Linked DNA regions of Homo sapiens: region 1 is linked to region 2. The links are chromatin contacts, found by Hi-C or POLR2A ChIA-PET in ENCODE. All regions are on one chromosome and are shown on one strand. Each heading gives the region's core, a stretch centred on a gene start or an enhancer-like site at or near the end of the contact. The rest is flanking DNA. Distances are from core to core; before and after follow the strand shown. Region 1 has its middle 20 kb from the start of IFNGR2. Region 2 holds the start of IFNAR1 (interferon alpha and beta receptor subunit 1).

Region 1 (2,978 bases), core at 211-2,710, 58 kb after region 2:
CAGGTTGCCCCAGATGACGGTCTTCCCAAGTGACTTCTGCTCCAGGTCCACTGTTCAGGCTCCCCTTGGTCCTACCCCTCCAGACATCCAGCCTTGGGGGGATCCTGGGCCCCTACTGTTCTTTCCTATATCAGCCTCAGCCAAGCTCTCCTCACCCCTCAATCCATCAGATGTCCTCCAGTGACATTGAACTTCAAAGAAAGAGCAGAGGCCAGGTGTGGTGGCTCATGTCTGTAATCCCAGCACTTTGGGAGGCTGAGGTGAGTGGATCACCTGAGGTCAGGAGTTCAAGACCAGCCTGCCCAACATGGTGAAACTCTGTCTCTACTAAAAATACAAAAAAATTAGCCGAGCATGGTGGCGGGCACCTGTAATCCCAGCTACTCGGGAGGCTGAGGCAGGAGAATTGCTTGAACCTGGGAGGTGGAGGTTGCAGTGAGCCGAGATTGTGCTACTACACTCCTGCCTGGGCGGCAGAGACCCTGTCTCAAAAAAAAAAAAGAAAGAAAGAAAAGAAGAAAGGGAGGGAGGAAGGAAGGAAGGAAGGAAGGAAAAAGAAAAGTAAAGAACAGAAAAAGAAGAAAGGAAAAGAAAAGAAAGGAAAAGAAAAGAAGGGAAGAAGGAAAGAGCAGAGAGGCCCAGTCGCTCTTCTCAGAGTCTCCGTGGCATCTCGGTAGATTTGCTGATCCCTTTACATAACCCAAGTTGAGGCATGCCCTAATTTCACCCACAAATGCTACTAAGCCCAGGCCCTTATCCAGCCAAAACCATCCTGCCAAGCTCCCACCACCACCATCAGCATCATTTTCAGGTTGTTGGTCATCACTGGTTGTTGGTCATCACTGGTTGTTGGTCATCTATGTCACCTAACAGGCCACTCATGACGTTAGCCCTTGACTTCAAAAAGGACCTCAAAGAAAATTCCAGTTTTCACTCCAAAAGGAGAAATCAGGCCGAGCTGTGATGGCTCATGCCTGTATTCCCAGCACTATGGGAGGCTGAGGCAGGCGGATCGCTTGAGCCCAGGAGTTTGAGACCACCCTGGGCAAACCTATCTTTCCAAAAAAATACAAAAAGATTAGCTGGGCATGGTGGTGCGTGCCTGTAGTCTCAGCTAGTCAGGAGGCTGAGGTGGGAGGATCACTTAAGCCTGGAAGGTTGAGGCTGCAGTGAGCGGTGATGGTGCCACTGCACTCCAGCCTGGATAACAGAGCAAGATGCTGTCTCAAAAACTAGCAAACGAAACAAAAGGAGAAACTGCTGGCAGCCCCTAATCTAGTACTGTCCCGGCTCCACCCACCTTCAGATCCAGCCTCCTCCCCTGGCACACGGGAGCCCCCTCCTCTGACTGTGCTGAAAGTGAGGGAAGATCCCCTCTGGGGAGAGAGCTGTAGCCTTGACCTCTGCACACCTTACTTATCCAGAGCACGAGGCAGGGCCGCTGACTCATCCTGGTTTACCCTGGGCTTTCCCAGTTTCAGCACTGAAAGTCCCGCATCTGGAAAAGCCCCTGAGTCGCTGACAAACCAGACAGTCCGGACCATGCAAAGCACAGTGCATGGTGCTTTAGCCACAAAGTTGATTGAAAAGTCAGAGGCAGTGAGCCACAGGAAGCGCCACGTGACCCAGACTGCGAGGAGGACACAGGAAACCAACCCTCACTGTGTCCTGCTAGGGGGTTAACCCGTCTACAAGCATCAGGGTTGCCATTTCAGAGATCAGCAAACTGAACAGCAGTCGTGACTTGTCCTCGCCTGCAAGACAAGCGAGTAACAAATCCATGAAGGGAAGGACACGGAATTGAGCAAGGGGGCAGGGCCGGATGTCATTTTGGCGTTTTTTTTTCTTTCAGTGATTGAGGTAAAATTCACATAACATAAATTAACCATTTTAAAGTGTACGATTCAGAGGCATTTGGTACATTCACACTGTTGTGCAAGCACCACCTGTATCTCGTTCCAAAATATTTTCACTTCCCCAAAAGGAAACTGTGTCCCCATCAAGCAGCCACACCCTACTCCCTCACCCCCGCCCCCAGCCTCTGACAACCACCAATGTACCTTTTGTCTCTATGGATTTGCCTTTACTGAACAATTCATAGTAATGGAACCATACAATATGTAGTCCTTTGCGACTGGCTTTTTTTACTCAGCATCAATTTTTTTTTCTTTTTCTTCGAGACAGAGTCTTGCTCTGTCACCCCGGCTGGAGTGCAGTGGCATGATCTCGGCTCACTGCAACCTCCACCTCCTGGGCTCAAGCGATTCACATGCTTCAGCCTTCTGAGTAGCTGGGACTGCAGGTGTGCACCACCATGCATGGCTAAATTTTTTTTTTTTTTTTTTTTTTTTTTTTTTTTTTTTTTTTAGAGAGGGAGGTCTTACTACATTGCCCAGACTGGTCTCAAACTCCTGGCCTCAAGCAATCCTCCTTCCTCGGCTTCTCAAAGTGCTGGGATTACAGGCTTGAGCCATCACGCCCAGCCTATCATCCTAGTTTTGTTTTTTGGGTTTTTTGTTTGTTGGTTGGTTTGTTTGTTTGTTTTTGAGACCTAGTTTCACTCTTGTCACCCAGGCTGGAGTGCAATGGTGCAATCTTGGCTCACTGCAACCTCCGCCTCCTGGGTTCAAGTGATTCTCCTGCCTCAGCCTCTCAAGTAGTTGTGACTACAAGCATGCGCCACCACACCTGGCTAATTTTTGTATTTTTAGTAGAGACAGGGTTTCACCATATTGTCCAGCCTGATCTCAAACCCCTGATCTCAAGTGATCCTCCCACTTTGGCCTCCCAAAGTGCTGGGATTTCAAGTGTGAGCCACCGTGCCCGGCTGCCTCATCAATTCTCTATAAACAGTTATTAATGAGAAGTCAGTTGAGCTGTTTCTATGTATTTGTTTCCAGAAAGAAACAGGGTGCACCTAGACCACCCTGGACCTCAGTAAAAGGCTCTCTTCCCTTTAAATAACTGATCGAGAACTT
Region 2 (2,992 bases), core at 333-2,832:
ATATGGCATATAGAGATGGCATATAGAGATGGCATATAGAGATGGCATATAGAGATGGCATATAGAGATGGCATATAGAGATGGCATATAGAGATGGCATATAGAGATGGAATATAGAGATGGAATATATATGGCATATAGAGATGGAATATATATGGCATATAGAGATGGAATATATATGGCATATAGAGATGGCATATAGAGATGGAATATAGAGATGGAATATAGAGATGGAATAGATATGGAATATAGAGATGGAATAGATATGGAATATAGAGATGGAATAGAGATGGAATATAGAGATGGAATATAGAGATGGGATATAGAGATGGGATATAGAGATGGGATATAGAGATGGGATATAGAGATGGGATATAGAGATGGGATATAGTGATGGAATATAGAGATGGGATATAGAGATGGAATAGATATGGAATATAGAGATGGAATAGATATGGAATATAGAGATGGAATAGATATGGAATATAGAGATGGAATATAGAGATGGGATATAGAGATGGGATATAGAGATGGAATATAGAGATGGGATATAGAGATGGAATATAGAGATGGGATATAGAGATGGAATATAGTGATGGGATATAGAGATGGAATATATAGATGGAATATAGAGATGGAATATATAGATGGAATACATATATATTCCATTGCATTGTTCTTTACAAACATTCATTTAATTATGTAATTGCTAATTAATTGCTTGGTTGTTATAACAACGAAGTATTTGATTCCTTATTTTATCTCATCATTTAAATTTTATTTCGCATATTTTCACAATGCACTGGATCTATTACTGAGGAATTTAATTAAATAATCATTCGAACCATGGGCTCGAATTGTTTACTGATAAAGCCCGACGACCAAAACAGCCTAGCGACTGCTGTTTGGAGCCCCTCGGCCCAGGGCCCGTGGCTGTTCTCTCCAAGGGACCATCTCGCCCCTCAGCCAAGTCGCCCGGAAAACGAGCGCTCGACCGCCTCTGCCCCGCTCTCGCTCTGCACACAGCAACGGTCTGGTCGCTCAGCCACTTCCTCCTTCCAGCCTCATCTGGTTCCCAGGCCGCTGGGGACTCCCAACGCCACTGTCCAAGACTCTAGGGTCAGCAAGCGCCCCGGGCGGAGAAGGGCGAGGACGAAGAGCGCCGGGCCGCGACCAGGAGCCCACCCGCGCCCTCCGACTGCAGACATGGGGAAGAGACGCGGGAACTCCAAAGTCGCTGGGTCTGCGCAGGTGTGTGCCGCGATCCTGTGAAGGTCAAGGCCTCCTGTGAGGGGGAGTCGTCCTGGAATGCGATGGTGAAGTGCTCCAGACCGGCCATAGGCCGGAAAGAGTGAGGAAGAAGAGAATGCAGGAGGCCTGCGATTTCTAAGGCGCGCGCGCACAGGGGTGCTGCAATTAGGATGGGGCAATGGGAGCTTGGAGAAGGGGTGCTAGCTAGGAGGAAAGGCGCGTGCGTGGAGGAACGGCGCGTGCGCGGAGGGGCGGTGTGTGTGTCAGAAGAGGCGGCGCGTGCGTAGAGGGGCGGTGAGAGCTAAGAGGGGCAGCGCGTGTGCAGAGGGGCGGTGTGACTTAGGACGGGGCGATGGCGGCTGAGAGGAGCTGCGCGTGCGCGAACATGTAACTGGTGGGATCTGCGGCGGCTCCCAGATGATGGTCGTCCTCCTGGGCGCGACGACCCTAGTGCTCGTCGCCGTGGCGCCATGGGTGTTGTCCGCAGCCGCAGGTGAGAGGCGGGGAGGAGAGTCTTGGCGCAGGGCGGGAGGTAGGGCACGCAGCTGGGCTACGGGGGCGGCGATGCTGTTGGGGGCGACAGACGCCCAGTCTGGGAAACCTTCGGTCCACTTTGCCGCGCCAAAGATTAAACCCGACCTGGGCTCGCAAATCAACCAGGAGAAAGTGGTGTTCTGGGTCCTCTCTTGCCGCTTGCCTGTGGCCGTGTACGGGTCCTCGGGAGCGCCCGGGTCCCACCCCCGTGAAATGGCGGTGCCAGAGCTTTGTGTCGAGTTTGATTCTTTCCGGGAAAGTACCGCGGCTCCGCTGGTCTGTTTGATAATAAACAAAACATTTCCCGAAATGCATTTCCTCAATCTGGTGAATAGGCGCCCAGTCCCACGGGGGAGTGAGCTAAGTGTGGCCAGGATTTCTCTGCCCTCAGGATTCATACAGGCCAATAAAAAATGACAGTCGGAGTGACTGAAGCATAATTGTCAGTTCTCGAGGTTTACTAAGCCTGCTTCAGGGCGCATCCGGGAAAAACGTGAGCCACAAACACGTCTGTGACTGGTTTTCCAGAGGTTTTCAGGAGGTGGGGCAGGAAGGCAGTAAGGCAAATAGTTCTGTGAGAATTTAGTTAGTGCCCAAGAAATCTGTATTTTAAGATACCATGAGTGTCTTGAAGAGAAAAAGAGAGTAAAGGGAGTCAGTTATGCAGATGCCTCTGGGTAGATGGAGTCTTGACTTTGTTTTGCACCTGAGAAGATAAGCTTGTAATTGACATGGTCAGTGTGGAAGGCCTGAACTAGTTTTTCAGATTAACTTTGGAATGCCATTTGTTGAGAGGAGAGGTCCATTCACATTGTTGGGGGGCTTAGAATTTTATTTTTGGTTTACTTAACTACCTACTTTTTTCCCAAAGAAATAATCATGTTCAAAACTCAATGAAATGTTATCTCAATGAGATTGTAATGTTGCTCAGTCTTTCAGAAGTCATAAAAATAGTCATACTTTTTAAACTAGTAAATGCAATTCTAGGACCCAAGACTAAGAAAACTGTCCAAAATATGGGAAGACATTTTTATTTATACTTTTTTTTTTTTTTTTTTGAGACAGCCTGTTGCCCAGGCTGGTGTGCAGAGGCGTGATCTCAGCTCACTGCAACCTCTGCCTCCCAGGTTCAGGCGATTCTCCTGCCTCAGCCTCTTGAGTAGCTGGAATTACAGGTGCACGCCACCACATCCGGCTATTTTTTGTA

The links. A loop is a pair of places that touch in the nucleus more often than their neighbours do. ChIA-PET counts read pairs that join two places held with the same protein, here RNA polymerase II (POLR2A). Pooled maps may share reads with other maps.
Region 1: a loop to region 2 is called in a map of B cell, with 12 times the contacts of the local background. The contact joins the enhancer-like site here to the promoter of IFNAR1 in region 2. A Hi-C loop is called at or near these places in 13 of 168 maps with a recorded cell type or tissue (B cell, CD4-positive, alpha-beta memory T cell, CD8-positive, alpha-beta T cell and 8 more), 26 of 37 single-sample maps with no recorded cell type and 25 of 50 pooled maps. POLR2A ChIA-PET finds 5 or more read pairs at or near these places in 24 of 52 experiments (A673, B cell, CD4-positive, alpha-beta T cell and 19 more).

Annotation. Positions count from the first base shown.
Region 1 is chr21:33,381,756-33,384,733 of GRCh38, forward strand. No RefSeq gene overlaps it. Among named protein-coding and RNA genes, the nearest start is that of IFNGR2, 20 kb to the right of the region's middle. RefSeq lists enhancers at 1,251-1,610, 1,428-1,722. Within about 2 kb of position 1,461, at least 37 of the 41 ENCODE cell types and tissues checked have a DNase peak (open chromatin) inside an H3K27ac peak, as active enhancers do; they include B cell, CD4-positive, alpha-beta T cell, CD8-positive, alpha-beta T cell and 6 more, where a contact is called at or near this core.
Region 2 is chr21:33,323,388-33,326,379 of GRCh38, forward strand. IFNAR1 (interferon alpha and beta receptor subunit 1) reads left to right here and starts at 1,583. Exons shown (of 11, transcript NM_000629.3): 1 at 1,583-1,744. The coding sequence starts at 1,669. RefSeq lists promoters at 287-1,570, 924-1,594, enhancers at 607-1,509, 797-1,006, 1,227-1,276, 1,510-2,411 and cis regulatory regions at 1,015, 1,506-1,515, 1,572.